Regions from separate parts of the Homo sapiens genome. Here region 1 is linked to region 2. A link is a loop called in an ENCODE intact Hi-C map of the cell type or tissue named here. Cell type or tissue: heart right ventricle. All regions are shown on one strand. Links, peaks and the distances in the headings refer to the core of each region. The heading gives the core; the rest is flanking DNA.

Region 1 (7,532 bases), core at 1,072-6,071, 280 kb before region 2:
TTTTTTTAAGAGAAGGGGTCTCACTATGTTGCCCAGGCTAGAACTCCTGGGCTCAAGTGATCCTCCTGCCTCAGCCTCCCAAAGTGCTGGGATTACAGGTGGCAGCCACCACGCCCAGCCCAGTCTTTGCCTTTTTTAATGCTGATTTTTTAAAGAATCCAGGTAGGCCATTTTATAGAATATGCCTTGCATTTAGGCGCATCTGATGTTTCCTCATGATTAGATCTGGGTTACATGTGTGAGACAGGAAAACCACAGAAGGGATGCCAGAGTCTCAGCGCTTTGGCTGAAGGAAGCCCATGCTCTCATGCTTCCTGAAGTTCATGTGCTCAGAGCTCATATGCTCTGAGTGCACTCCACCAAGGCTGGAGTGCAGTGGCACCAACGAGACTCACTGCAGCCTTGGCCTTCTGAGCACAAGGGATCCTCTCACCTCAGCCTCCTGAATAGCTGGGATTACAGGTGCACACCAACATGCCTGGCTAATTTTTAAGCTTTTTTTTTAATAGAGATGGGGGTCTCATTGTGTTGCCCAGGCTGGTCTTAAACTCCTGGGCTCAAGCCATCCTCCTGCCTCAGCCTCCCAAAGTGCTGGGATTACAGGTGGGAGCCACTGCACCTGGCCAACAACAGAAGTCTATTTCTTCACAGTTCTGGAGGCTGGAAGTCCAAGATCAAGGTATCAACTACCCAAAGTGCTTGGATTACAGGCATGAGCCACCACACTTAGCCTGATGCTATGTAGTTATCTTTTTTCTCCTCAAACTTTCACATGCTGCTTTGGCCTCCACTGATGATTCTCTTGGCTGAATCAATTTTTTTTTATTTTTTTTTCGAGATGGAGCCTTGCTCTGTCATTCAGCCTGGAGTACAGCAGTGTGATCTCGGCTCACTGCAACCTCTACCTTGCGGAGTCAAGCGATTCTCCTGCCTCAGCCTCCCGAGTAGCTGGGATTATGTGCCACCATGCCCAGCTAATTTTTGTATTTTTAGTAGAGACGGGGTTTCACCATGTTAGTCAGGCTGCTCTCAAACTCCTGGCCTCATGATCTGCCCACTTCAGCCTCCCAAAGTGCTAGGATTACAGGTGTGAGCCACCATGCCCGGCCTTGGCTGAATCAGGCATTACAACGATGTTTGAATATTGGAAGTCTTCAAAGCATCTGAATATCACTCTCCAAAAGTTGAACAGCAATCTTCAGATGATAATTTTCCAAACTCATTATTCTTCTCACATGTATTCGTTAGCATTTGTACTTGCTTTTTTCAGGGAAATGGATCCAGTACTTTCATCAGATTCTTCGAGACACCAGTGATTCAAAAAACAACAAAACCTCCCTCATTTTCAGTGGCTATAGCATATTCTGTTGTATGGATGCAGCATAATTTTTTCCCAGTTCCTACTGCTACAGGATCTTTGGGGTGTAGATTTTCTTCCCCGCTGGAAACCTCTGTTGCCAATGATGCCTTTGCCTGAGTTCTTGTCCTGAGTCCAGGAAGAATGAGGTACGCAGACAAGTGAAGGGTGAAGAAGACAAGGATGAGCTTGATTTAGTGTTACAACCGCTCAGAGGACCCACAGTGGGTAGCTCCTCTCTGTAGGCAGGTCATCTGTTGAGTGTTCAGTTATCAGCAGACAGGAGGTTCTGGAGAGGGTAGCTCCTCCCTACAACTGGTCATCCTAATGTCTGCAATTCTTAGCAGAGAGGAGGCCCTGGTGGGGGTGGCTCCTCTCTGCCAGCAGGTAGTCTGCAGGTAGCTCTTCTCTGCCACTGGTAGTCCAATCCTCTCTCCTCCCTCTTCCTTCTCTGGCTGTCCCCTGCCCTGCTCTGGCTGAGCCCAGAGCTTTTATGGGCCTCAGAGGGAAGGAAGTCCATGCTGATTGGTCCATGGGTAGCCATGGGCAGCCCAGAAGAGGCACCGCGTGTCCCCACTCTGGTCCTCAGGACTGATAGCCCAGCCCCCAGCCTTCAGGCCCTCCTTAGGACTGCCCCCTTCTGCCCAGGCCTCCTACTGCCATTCACAGCCCCGGGGCTCTGCCCTAACCACTGATCTGAGATGGGAGCAGGAGCCAGGAGCGGTGAGAAGCCAGGCAGTGGGAACAGGCACCCCTGAGACTGAAGGGATGGGGGGCCCTTCCTGGGGCCCCCAAGGGTGCAGGCTGCAGAGACTCTTGAGTCCCATGCCTGGGAGGGCAGTTGCCACTGCACCCAGAAGCTCCCACCCCACCAATTCAGAAGGGGCAGGGCTCCCACTTGTCCCAGCTCCTGCCTGCTCTGTGGAGCTGGAGGCCCAGATTTGCAGTACCGGGTCTGGTGGCTGCAGCTGCACCCAGGAGGACAGATCCTGCCCGTTCCTGGCACCACCCCCCTCACCCCCAAGAGCACAGGGAGGCTCAGATCCACAGCCACAGTTTGGGTGACTGCAGTGACACCTGGGGAGCTCTGCCCCAACTCAGAAGGGGCGGGGCTCCCCCGGCTCCATGAAACGTGCAGCCCCAGCTGCACCTCCCTGCTGCAGCCAGCATGATAGCAGCAGCCCCTGCCATCACTACCAATAGATGTTTGGGTTTTCCCTAGTTTTTACTACTCTAAACAATACTTGAGGAACATCTTTTTGCACAACACTTGGTGCATTCCTTTAATTTTTTCTTTTTTCTTTTTTCTTTTTTTTTTTTTTTTTGAGATGGAGTCTTGCTCTGTCGCCCAGGCTGGAGTGCAGTGGTGCAATCTTGGCTCACTGCAACCTCCGACTCCCTGGTTCAAGCGATTCTCCTGCCTCAGCCTCCCAAGTAGCTGGGACTACAGGCACTGCCACCACATCCAGCTAATTTTTGTACTTTTGGTAGAGACAGGGTTTCGCCATGTTGGCCAGGCTGCTCTCAATCCCCTGACCTTGTGATCTGCCCGCCTTGGCCTCCCGAAGTGCTGGGATTACAGGTGTGAGCCACCGCGCCTGGCCACTCCCTCAATCCACCTTGGCCTCCCGAAGTGCTGAGATTACAGGTGTGAGCCACCGCGCCTGGCCACTCCCTCAACCCGCCTTGGCCTCCCACAGTGCTGGGATTACAGGTGTGAGCCACCGCGCCCGGCCACTCCCTCCATTTTCTTTAGGATGAGCTCTCAGGAGATGAGTGGCAGGTGTATTTTGAAGACTTTTGCTAGACAATGCCAACTACGACTCAGAGGGCCTGTGCCAAGTCCATGTATGTGAAAATGTCCGTGTGCTCCCACCCTCCCCAGCACTGGGCATTTTTCTGTTTAAGCTTGGTGTGCGTCACCAGTGTTGGTTGTACAGTCATTACAAGAAATTCCTAGTGCACTCAAGAAGTCTCTGCCTTGTGCTCAGGGATTTGCGAAGCAGGATTGGCCCCGGGTAATGCATTTAATTACTGCTGTGTCTGTCACTAGAGGGAGCACCCGATCCACTTAAGGGCCTATTTTTGCATTGATCAGGGCCTCTCCCACCCAGGAGAGTTCCAAGTTCAGCTCCAGAGGCACAGAGGAAAGTAGTTTTTGTCAATTACCTACCCCAGCGTGTGCAGACCCCTCAAGCTGGGAAGGTCACAAGTGTCTGCTCAGAAGTACTCAGGAACTAAGGAGCAGAGAACCTGCTACCAACCACAGACTAGCAGACACAGAAACTCAGGAAAGGATGCTCAACCTCACTGGGAAGAAAGGAGATGCAAATAAAAGATGGGACACCTTGACTTGCCCATGATGTGGAATCTTTTGAAGACTGCTCATCGTCAGGCTCACTCCTGTGAGGGGACTTTGACACTGGCAGTTTCCTCTGCCTGGAATGGCTTTTCTCTGGATTCCCACAAAACTTGCTCTCTTACTTCCTTTAATTTTTTTTTTTTTTTAAACAAAGTCTCGCTCTGTCACCCAGGCTAAAGTGCAGTGTCATGATCTCGGCTCACCACCACCTCCACCTCCGCTTCCTGGGTTCAAGTGATTCTCCTGCCTCAGCCTCCCAAGTAGCTGGGACTACAGGCACGAATCACCACACCCTACTGATTTTTGTATTTTTATTAAAGACGAGGTTTCACCATGTTGGCCAGGCTGGTCTCAAACTCCTGACTTCAAGTGATCCACCCACTTCAGCTCCCCAAAGTGCTGGGATCTGGGTTTACAGGCATGAGCCACTGTGCCCGGCCGCTTCATTTGAATCTTTATTCAGATGTTACCTTCTCAATTAGTTCTACCATATTTAAAACTGTCCCCCTTGGCCAGGCGCAGTGGCTCACACCTGTAATCCCAGTACTTTGGGAGGCCAAGGCAGGCGGATCACGAGGTCAGGAGTTCGAGACCAGCCTGGACAAGATGGTGAAAGCCCGTCTCTACTAACCACACAAAAAATTAGCCAGGTGTGGTGGCGTACACCTGTAATCCCAGCTACTTGGGAGGCTGAGGCAGGAGAACTGCTTGAACCTGGGAGGCAGAGGTTGCAGTGAGCCGAGATCACGCCATTGCACCCCAGCCTGGGCAACAGGGTGAGACTCTGTCTCAAAAAAAGAAAACTCTACCCCCACACCAGGTATGGTGGCTCACGCCTGTAATCCCAGCACTTTGGGAGGCCGAGGTGGGAGGATCTCGAGGTCAGGAGGTCAAGACCAGCCTGGCCAACATAGTAAAACCCCATCTCTACTAAAAATACAGAAATTAGCTGGGCATGGTGGTGCGCACCTGTAGTCCCAGCTACTTGGGAGGCTGAGACAGGAGAACTGCTTGATTCTCCTGGGAGAATCTCTGCCTGGGAAGCAGAGGTTGCAGTGAGCCGAGATGGCGCCACTGCACTCCAGCCTGGGCAACAGAGCAAGACTCCGTCAAAAAAAAAAAAAAAAAAAACTGTCCCCCTCACAACATTCCTGAACCTCCTTAGCCTACACTAATATTTACAGCAATTAATATCTTTATTCTATTTTTCAGACAGGGTCTCACTATGCTACCCAGGCTGGAGTGCCATGGCGTGATCATGGCTCACTGCAGCCTCAACCTCCTGGGCTCAAGCAATCCTTCTGCCTCAACCCTCCTAAGTAGCTAGGACTATAGGCATGTGCCACCACTCCTGGCTAATTTTTAATTTTTTTGTAGAGACAGGGTCCCACTATGTTGCCCAGGCTGATCTCAAACTCTTGAGCTCAAGTGATCCTCCTGCCTTAGCCTCCCAAAGTGCTAGGACTGCAGGCATGAGCCACTGTGCATTGCCAATATCTTTTAATACTACCAACTTGACTTACCTATTAGCCCAGGACTTCCCCAGTGTGAGCATGCAAAGGCCTGCATCCTGGGCTGCCACTCAGTCCCAGGAAGACTTTTAGTCTCCCCGCTGGAATGGAAGCCCCAGGAGGGCAGGGATTTTGTTTCCTATCTTGTTCTCGGATGTGTCCCAAGCACCCAGAACAGTGCCCGGTGTATATCTGGTGCTAAAGAAATACGGGTTAAACGAGTAAGTCACATCTTGGGAATCCAAATAAGGAGAACCCTGCCAAGGGCCACTGGGCAGAATGGCAAGCACGCATTCTCTTTGATCTTGAAAGTTCCCCTAAGACTTTGTCCTTCGGAAATGTTCACGGCTGTACCCAAAGATGAACAGATGAAGGAGGATGCTCACAGCAGTGTCTAGCCATGCGCTGGGCTCAGCCTTGATGCCCATCAGTCAGAGAGTACGATGAAACTACAGTGGGATCTTTGACCTTTTCTGTTGTTTTTTGAGAGTTTTTGTTTTTGTTTTGCGACAGGGTCTTCCTGTGTCACCCAGGTTGGAGTGCAGTGGTGTGAACACAGCTCACCGCAGCCTCAACCTCCTCAGCTCAAGTGTTTCTCCCACGTCAGCCTCCCGAGGAGCTGGGACTACAGGTATACACCACCAAGCCTGGCTAACTTTTTTTTTTATTATTTTTATTTTGGCTGGGTGCGGTGGCTCACGCTTATAATCCCAGCACTTTGGGAGGCCGAGGCAGGCGGACCATCTGAGGTCAGGAGTTTGAGACCAGCCTGGCCAACATGGTGAAACACTGTCTCTACTAAAAATACAAAAATTAGCTGGGCGTGGTGGCGCGTGCCTATAATCCCTGTTACTTGGGAGGCTGAGGCAGGAGAAGTGCTTGAACCTGGGAGGTGGAGGTTGCAGTGAACCGAGATCACGCCATTGCCCTCCAGCCTGGGCAACAGGGTGAGACTCTCTCTCTCAAAAAAAATTAATTTCTTATTTTTTTATAGAGACAGGGTTGCCCTATGTTGCCCAGGCTGGTCTTGAACTCTTGGGTTCAAATGATCTTCTCTCTGAGGCCTCCCAAAGTACTAGGATTACAAGCATGAGCCACTGCACCTGCTCTATACTGTGATTGTATTGAGTGACACTTGCTGTGCAGCAGTTTAATTGAAGGCTACTGATCGATGTGGACGGGAAGGGCTGCGGAGAGAAGTGTGGATGTGGAGGGTAGGAGGGGAAGGAGGGCTAGAGCAGCACCTCCAGCCTTCATTTCCCATGCCTCAGTAACTGTGGATTTCCCTCCAAACACCTATTTCTTTTGTAATTTAATACAGATGGACAGAAATGAAGATTAATTTCTGAAACCAGAATTCAAGCCAAAGGGACAATTTAGGTTTCACTGAACAAAAGTAAATTCTTTTGAGATAGAGTCTCACTCTGCTGCCCAGGCTGGAGTGCAGTGGCGTGATCTCGGCTCACTGCAACCTCCGCCTCCCAGATTAAAGCAAGTCTCCTGCCTCAGCCTCCTGAATAGCTGGGATCACAGGCATGCACCACCGTGCCCGGCTAATTTTTGTATTTTTGGTAGAAATGCGGTTTCACCTTGTTGGCCAGGCTGGTCTTGAACTCCTGACCTCAGGTGATCCACCCGCCTAGGCCTCCCAAAGTGCTGGGATTACAGGCATGAGCCACCACGCCCGGCCCTGAACAAAAGCGAGTTCATGGGTTACTAGTACTTAGCAAAGAAAGGGTGCCCCTTCCCAATCCCATCCTCTGACAATTCCTGTCTCCCAAAGGATTTGGAAGGCTGCCTATCACTAGACCACCTTCTGATTAGTTCTCACATCTGCTCCCTTCCCTCCACCCCTTTCCCAGACGGTCGCCACCCTCGCCAAGCCACAGTCCACTTGCTGCTGGATTTTCTGCTTCCAATCTGGACCCTCCAGTCCAGTCTCTACCAGCAGCCCTGAGCTACAGTCCCAATATGAGCACCAAATCCAGTCACCCCTCTGCCCAAAACTCTTCAATAGGCCAGGCGCGGTGGCTCATGCCTGTAATCCCAGCACTGTGGGAGACTGAGGCAGGCGGATCACGAGGTCAGGAGATCGAGACCATCCTGGCTAACATGGTGAAACCGCGTCTCTACTAAAAATACAAAAAATTAGCCGGGCGTGGTGGTGGGCGCCTGTAGTTCCAACTACTCAGGAGGCTGAGGCAGGAGAATGGCGTGAACCCGGGAGGCAGAGCTGGCAGTGAGCCGAGATCACGCCACTGCACTCTAGCCTGGGCGACAGAGCGAGACTCCATCTCAAAAA
Region 2 (7,696 bases), core at 1,106-6,105:
ACTTGTGGCTCATCCTCCTCCATGACTCGAGAGAGACTTTTCTAACACCAGAGCTAACCCTGCCCCTCCTCTGCTCAGAATCTTTCCTCAACTCCCCACTACTCTTAAGACGCAGTCAAAGCAACTAGCCTGCATTCAAAGCCTTCCCCATCTGGCTCCAGCGGACCTTTCCGGCATCTGCCTTCCCCACTGACAGACACACAGCGTTTCATGGTTCTCTAGCCATGCCTGTGCTTTCATACCCCTGAGCCTTTGCACACACTGTGCCCTCTGCCTGCGCAGCGGCAGGTGGGAGGATCACTTGAGGATAGGAGTTCAAGATCAGCCTAAGTAACAAAATGAGATCCCCCACATCTCTACAAAAAATTTTAAAAAATTAGCCGGGCACAGTGGCACACACCTGTGATTCCAGCTACTCAGGAGGCTGAGGAAGGAGGATTGTTCGAACCCAGGATTTGGAGGCTGCAGTGAGCTATGATTACACCACTGTACTCCAGCCTGGGCAACAGAGCAAGACCCTGTCTCTAAAACATAAATAAAAATAAGGGAATGGGGCCGGGCGCAGTGGTTCATGCCTGTAATTCCAGCACTTTGGGAGGCTGAGGGGGGCGGATTACCTAAGGTCAGGAGTTTGAGACCAGCCCGGTCAACATGGTGAAACTCTGTCTCTACTAAAAATACAAAAGAATTAGCCAGGTATTGTGGTGGGCACCTGTAATCCTAGCTATTTGGGAGGCTGAGGCAGGAGAATCGCTTGAACCGGGAGGCAGAGGTTGCAGTGAGTCAAGATCGTGTCATTGCACGGCAGCCTGGGCAACAAGAGTGAAACTCCATCTCAAAAAAAAAAAAAGGGGGTGGGGTGGGGTGGGGGAATGGACTGAGAGGGATTCCAAGGCAAAGGGACAGGACTTGGGGATTGTTGGGCAAGGGGAGGGAAGCAATGGGGACAACCCCGAAGGGTCTCTGGGCTGGGGAACAAAGTGGACAGTGGGGCTGCCATCTCCTTCTCAGAGAAGTTGGTGAGCTCCATCAGGACGTCATGTGTGGGAAGGTGGGAAAAGTTCAGGAGATACCTGTTAGCTTGAGTCTGGGGCTTAGGAGAGAGTCTGGACCAGAGACAGTTGGCGAGTCCTCAGCAGTTGATGATACCTGAAGTCATTGGAGTGAATGGCATTGATGATGAGAAAAGGGAAAAGGAAAGCTCACTGGCAGCTCACGGGGCTGTCGGGGCAGGAGATAGGGATGGAACAGCCAGAGGGGTGGGAGGCAAGCCGGTATTCATTCCTGTACAATATGGTAAGCCATATTTTATTCCCACACATGACGCCCTGATGGAGCTTATCGACTTTTCCAAGATGGAGATGACGGCCCTGCTGTACACTTGGCCCCCTGGCCCAGAGACCCTTGGGGATTGTCCTCACCTCTTCCCTCCCCTTGCCCAGCATCCCCTAAGTCCTGTCTGCTTCATCTTGGAATCGCTCTTCACTGTCTCAGAAACCCAGAAAAGAGAATTCCAAGGAAGTGGCAGGAAATCAGAGCAGGCTGAGGGCTGAGCCTCAGAGCGGCACCACCCAATAGAAATAGATGGCAAGCCACACACGTCACTTACAATTTCTTACTAAAGGCTGGGCGCAGTGGCTCACGCCTATAGTCCCAGCACTCTGGGAGGCTGAGGCGGGAGGATCACTTGAGCTCAGAAGTTCAAGACCACCCTGGACAACATAGTGAAACGCCATCTCTTTTTTTTTTTTTTTGAGATAGAGTCTCCCTCTGTCACCCAGGCTGGAGTGCGATGGCACGATCTCGGCTCACTGCAATCTCTGCCTCCGGGGTTCAAGCGATTCTCCTGCCTCAGCCTCCTGAGTAGCAGGGATTACAGGCACGTACCACCATGCCCAGCTAATTTTTTTTTTTAATTTCTAGTAGAGATGGGGTTTCACCATGATGCCCAAGCTGGTTTTGAACTCCTGACCTCAAGTGATTCGCCCACCTTGGCCTCCCAAAGTGCTAGGATTACAGGCGTGAGCCACCGCGCCCAGGCTGTGAAACGCCATCTCTACAAAAAATTTAAAAATGGCTGGGCGCAGGGGCTCCTGCCTGTAATCCCAGCACTTTGGGAGGCTGAGGCAGGCAGATCGCCTGAGGTCGGGAGTTCAAGACCAGCTTGGCCGGCATGGTGAAACCCCGTCTCTACTAAAAATACAAAAATTACCCAGGCGTGGTGGCAGGCGCCTGTAATCCCAACTACTCGGGAAGCTGAGGCAGGAGAATCGCTTGAATCTGGGAGGTGGAGGTTGTTGTGGTGAGCAGAGATGGCGCCACTGCATTCCAGCCTGGGTGACAGAGTGAGGCTCTGTCTCAAAAAAAAAAAAAAAATTCTTACTAGGCATATTTTTTAAAGTACAACAATATAGGAAAAATTAATTTTCATAGCACAGTTTTTTTAATCTGTTATATAATGTTTTATCATTTCAACATGTAATCAGTATAAAACATGATTAGTGCCGGGCGCGGTGGCTCACACCTGTGATCCCAGCACTTTGGGAGGCCGAGGCGGGCGGATCACGAGGTCAGGAGATCGAGACCATCCTGGCTAACACAGTGAAGCCCCGTCTCTACTAAAAATACAGAAAAATTAGCCAGGCTTGGTGGTGGGCGCCTGTAGTCCCAGCTACTCGGGAGGCTGAGGCAGGAGAATGGCGTGAACCCAGGAGGCGGAGCTTGCAGTGAGCCGAGGTGGCGCCACCGCACTCCAGCCTGGGTGACAGAGCAAGACTCCGTCAAAAAAACAAAACAAAACCAACAACAACCAAAAAAACATGAGTAGTGAGGTATTTTACCTTCTTTTGTGTGTTTCACTGACAGCCCGCCTCAGCTGGGACCCTCCACGTTCAGGAGCCTCCCGGGGCTGGCGGCTACCTCACTGGACGGCACATCCCGGAGGTGGGAGGTGGCTCAGGGAGGTCGGGCCACTCATGGTCTCTGTGTTTCTGTCCACTCAGCCGCCCCGTGGTGCCTCCTTTGATCCCGCCAAAGATCCCAGAAGGGGAGCGCGTTGACTTCGATGTAAGTGACAAGAGACCCCTCCGCAGGCGCAGTTGCTAGTCTTTAAGGGGCCTTTGTGTCAATCATGAAAAGGCGCCGGCCGGGCGCGGGGCCTCATGCCTGTAATCCCAGCACTTTGGGAGGCTGAGGTGACCCACCTGAGGTCAGGAGTTCGAGACCAGCCTGGTTAATATGGTGAAACCCCGTCTCTACTAAAAATACAAAAATTAGCCGGGCGTGGTGGCAGGTGTCTGTAATCCCAGCTACTCGGGAGGCTGAGGCAGGAAAATCGCTTGAACCTGGGAGGCGGAGGTGGCGGTGAGCCGAGATCGCGCCATTTCACTCCAGCCTGGGAGGAAAAAAAAAAAAAAAGGCGCCGGTCCCCACTCCCCACTCCCGTCTTTGGGAAGCCTGTCCTTGGAAGAGCTGATTAGTGTCAAACACGAGGCATTGCTGCCACCTGCTGGATACCGTCCTGGGAAACGGTTCAGTTCACCATCCTGCATGGGGGAGGTGCTGGGAGGCTGCTGCCCCCTCCAGGGTCTCCTAGGACGGGCTGCCCGTGTGTCCTGCAGGACATCCACCGCAAGCGCATGGAGAAAGACCTGCTGGAGCTGCAGACACTCATCGATGTACATTTCGAGCAGCGGAAGAAGGAGGAAGAGGAGCTGGTTGCCTTGAAGGAGCGCATTGTGAGCCGAGAGTCCGGGTTCCCCCCGGTCTTCCTCCCTCCATGTGGATCCCTTGCATCTTGGGAGATGCAGATAATAGTTTTCCTCCTAGTACAGAGCTGAGCCTTAGGCTTTCGCGAATTCACCCAAGTCGGTGGCCACACTCCAATCTGTTTATTAGCCTACTCTGGGGAAGGAAGACTGGGGGTACGTCCCTGCACCCCCTTATGCTTCTCCGTTTCCCAGGAGCGGCGCCGGTCAGAGAGAGCCGAGCAACAGCGCTTCAGAACTGAGAAGGAACGCGAACGTCAGGCTAAGCTGGCGGTGGGTGCCTCCCCTGCCCTGAGAGCCCAAATGTTACTTCTTCAGCCGGATGCCCATTTTGTTATTATTATTATTATTATTATTATTACTATTATTATTATTCTTTGAAACGGAGTCTAGCTCTGTCGCCCAGGCTGGAGTGCAGTGGCACGATCTCAGCTCACTGTAACCTCTGCCTTCCAGGTTCAAGCGAATCTTCTGCCTCAGCCTCCCCAGTAGCTGGGACTACAGGTGCGCACCACCACGCCCGGCTAAATTTTGTATTTTTAGTAGAGATGGGGTGTCACCATGTTGGCCAGGATGGTCTTGATCTTCTGACCACATGATCCGCCCACCTCAGCCTTCCAAAGTGCTGGGATTACAGGTGTGAGCCACCGCATCCGGCCTATTATTATTTTTTATTCGTTTATTTGGAAATAGGGTCTTGCTCTGTCACCCAGGCTGAAGTGCAGTGGTGTGATCCTAGCTCACTATAACTAGGACCTCCTGGGCTCAAATGATTTTCCCACCTCAGCCTCCAGAGTCGCTGGAACTATATAGGCTGCGCCACTCTGCCCCACTAGTTTTTTTTATTTTTTTATTTTTTGTAGAGACAGCATTTTGCCATGTTGTCCAGGCTGGTCTTCAACTCCTAAGCTCAAGCAATCCACCTGCTTTCACCTCCCAAAGTGCTGGGATGACAGGCATGAGCCATCGTGCCCGGCCTGGATTCTCCATTTTCTTCTTTTCCCTTTTTTTTTAATTTTAATTTTTTTTTTTTCTGAGACAGTCTCGCTCTGTCACCCAGGCTGGAGTGCAGTGACGCGATCTCAGCTCACTGCAACCTCCGCCTCCTGGTTCAAGCAATTCCCCTGCCTCAGCCTCCTGAGTAGCTGGGATTACAGGCACCTGCCACCAGGCTCGGCTAATTTTTGTATTTTTAGTAGAAATGGGGTTTCTCCATGTTGGTTCAGGCTGGTCTTGAACTCCTGACCTCAGGTGATTCACCCCCTTGGCCTCCCAAAGTGCTAGGATTACAGGCATGAGCCACCATGCCTGGCCATTGTCATCATTATTACTATTATTATTATTTTTTTTTATTTGAGATAGGGTCTTTCTATGTTGCCCACGTTGTTCCCAAACTCCTGGGCTCAAGTGATCCTCCTGCCTCAGCCTCCCGAGTAGCTGGGATTACAGCCACCTGCCCGTCACCCAGCTGTGAAGGGGATTTTGCAGATGTGATTAAATTAAAGATCTTGAGATGGGAAGGTTGTCCTGGATTACCTGTGGGGAAGGGCAAGATCATCACAAGGGTCCTTATAAGAGGAAGGCCAGAGGGTCAGACTGAGAGATTTGAAGATGCTGCATGGCTGCCTCTGAAGATGAAAGAAGGTCCATGGGCCCAGACATGCAGGCAGCAGCTGGAAAAGGGAAGGGAATGAATTCTCCCCTAGAACCTCCAGAATAAATTGGTTCTGTTCACAACTTGATTCCAGCCCAGGGGGACCAATTTCAGATGTCTGATCTGCAGAGCTGTAAGATAACAAATCTGCATTGTTTTTCTGCCACTAAATTTGCAAATTACAGCAGTGATAGGAAACTAAGTTTAGGCGCGATGGCTGACGCCTGTAATCCCAGCACTTTGGGAGACCGAGACAAGTGGATCACCTGAGGCCAGGAGTTTGAGACCAGCCTGGCCAACATGGTGAAACCCTGTTTGTACTAAAAATACAAAAATTAGCTGGTAATGGTGGCACATGTCTGTAATCCCAGTTACTTGGGAGGCCGAGGCAGGAGAATCACTTGAACCCAGGAGGTGGGGGTTGCAGTGAACAGAGCAGAGATTGCACCACTGCACTCCAGCCTGAGTGACAGAGCGAGACTCCATCTCAAAAACAGAAAGGAAACTAATTCAGGTACGGAGTGCTGGGTGTACAAAAAGCCTCATGTCCACCATAAGGAGACGGGGCTCAGCCTGGACAAACCACTGTTTCTGGAACATTCAATGAAGAGTTTCTCGAATGTCGTAATGCCTTCGCTCAATATTCCAGAACCCCTTCCTCAGGCTCAAGGCCATCAGCCTCTTTAATCTCCCCAGTCCCTGGTCTTATCACCAGTTACTTCCCTTGACCCCCTCAAAACAGACATTCTCATATCCTGAGACTAAGGGCGACTGTGGCCCAGACAGGCTGAGCATCTGGAGTGAGGTCGTACAGCAGAGTTCACTATCGGCTATTTCAGGGTGGAGACATGCAGAAAAAGCAGGCATTTCTTCTTCTCCTTCATTTCGATTTTTTCTGGGAGGATATTAAGACCCAGAGAAGGGGGCCAGGTGCGGTGGCTCACGCCTGTAATCCCAGCACTCCGGGAGGCCGAGGCAGGCGGATCACTTGAGGTCAGTAGTTTGAGACCAGCCTGGCCAACATGGTGAAACCGCGTCTCCACTAAAAATACAAAAATTAGTTGGGCGCGGTGGCGGGTGCCTGTAATCCCAGCTACTCAGGAGGCTGAGGCTGGAGAATTGCTTAAACCCGGGAGGCGGAGGTTGCAGTGAGCCAAGATCGCACCACTGCACTCCAGCCTGAGCAACAGAGCGAGAGTCCGTCTCAAAAAAAAAAAAAAACAGAGGGGAAGGGACTTGTAGGTGGTCACACGGGGAGACGTGGCAGGGCCGGGAGTGGGTACCCCTGCGTTTCTGCTGGTTCTGATGTCCCAGCAGCCTCTGCGGCACTGGGTCTGCTGATCCCTGTGCCCCAGTTCCACATCCCAGGGCCCTCCTCCCTCAGTCCTACAGGGGAGTCCATGAGGTTAACCCCTTACTTCCCACAGGAGGAGAAGATGAGGAAGGAAGAGGAAGAGGCCAAGAAGCGGGCAGAGGATGATGCCAAGAAAAAGAAGGTGCTGTCCAACATGGGGGCCCATTTTGGCGGCTACCTGGTCAAGGTGAGTCAGCCTGCAGGAGCCTGAGGTCTGAGTTCTGAGGGGGCAGGGGCTGGGGGCCAGACCTCTGGTTCCTAACGGAGGAGGGGCTGAGGCCTGGATTCCTGGGTCTGAGGGAGGAGGGGCTGGGCCCTGAACTCCTGGGTCTGAGGGAGGAGGAGCTGGGGTCTGGACGCCTGGGTCTGAGGGAGGAGGGGCTGGGGTCCTGGACTCCTGGGCTGAGGGAGGAGGGGCTGAGGGCCTGGACGCCTGGGTCTGAGGGAGGAGGGGCTGGGGGCCAGACTTCTGGTTCCTAATGCGAGAGGGTCTGGGGCTTGGACTCAGTCTGAGAGGAGGGGCTGGGGGCCTGGACTCCTGGGTCTGAGGGAGGAGGGGCTGGGGGCCTGCACTCCTGGGTCTGAGGGAGGAGGGGCTCGGGGCCTGCAATCCTGGGTCTGAGGGAGGAGGGGCTGGGGTCTGGACTCCTGGGCTGAGGGAGGAGGGGCTGGGGGCCAGACTTCTGGTTCCTAATGCGAGAGGGTCTGGGGCTTGGACTCAGTCTAAGAGAAGGGACTGGGGGTCTGGACTCCTCCTGAATCTGAGGGAGGAGGGAGTGGGGCTGGACTCCTAGGTCTGAAGGAGATGGGCCTGGGGTGCAGACCTGTGGTCCCAACATGGAAATGGTCTGTGGGATCCGACGTGTGGGTCCCGACACGGCAGTGCTCTGTGGGATGTGGCCCCCAGTTTACTGTTCCGCC

The links. Hi-C counts contacts between places; a loop is a spot of excess contacts. Peaks named below come from ENCODE experiments on the same cell type or tissue, not always from the same donor. Only the 100,000 strongest peaks of a DNase experiment are listed, where the experiment ranks them.
Region 1: it touches region 2 in a loop (13-fold over the local background); 74 of 110 quality-filtered maps call a loop at or near these places.

What each region holds. Positions count from the first base shown.
Region 1 is chr19:55,414,229-55,421,760 of GRCh38, reverse strand. All of the region lies in intron 2 of LOC105372462 (a long non-coding RNA gene), which reads right to left. Among named protein-coding and RNA genes, the nearest start is that of UBE2S, 10 kb to the right of the region's middle. RefSeq lists a silencer at 1,543-1,743 and enhancers at 2,080-2,649, 3,205-3,334. In heart right ventricle, for the core only: a CTCF peak has its summit at 3,418 (motif pointing right); a DNase peak (open chromatin) is centred at 3,413; H3K27me3 peaks cover 1,681 bases.
Region 2 is chr19:55,137,227-55,144,922 of GRCh38, reverse strand. It overlaps TNNT1 (troponin T1, slow skeletal type), which reads left to right. Exons shown (of 14, transcript NM_003283.6): 7 at 3,003-3,066; 8 at 3,621-3,737; 9 at 3,963-4,040; 10 at 6,849-6,962. Among named protein-coding and RNA genes, the nearest start is that of TNNT1, 8.1 kb to the left of the region's middle. RefSeq lists a silencer at 3,149-3,374 and enhancers at 2,958-3,462, 3,592-3,651. In heart right ventricle, for the core only: a CTCF peak has its summit at 3,518 (motif pointing left); a DNase peak (open chromatin) is centred at 3,502; H3K27ac peaks cover 388 bases; H3K27me3 peaks cover 2,974 bases.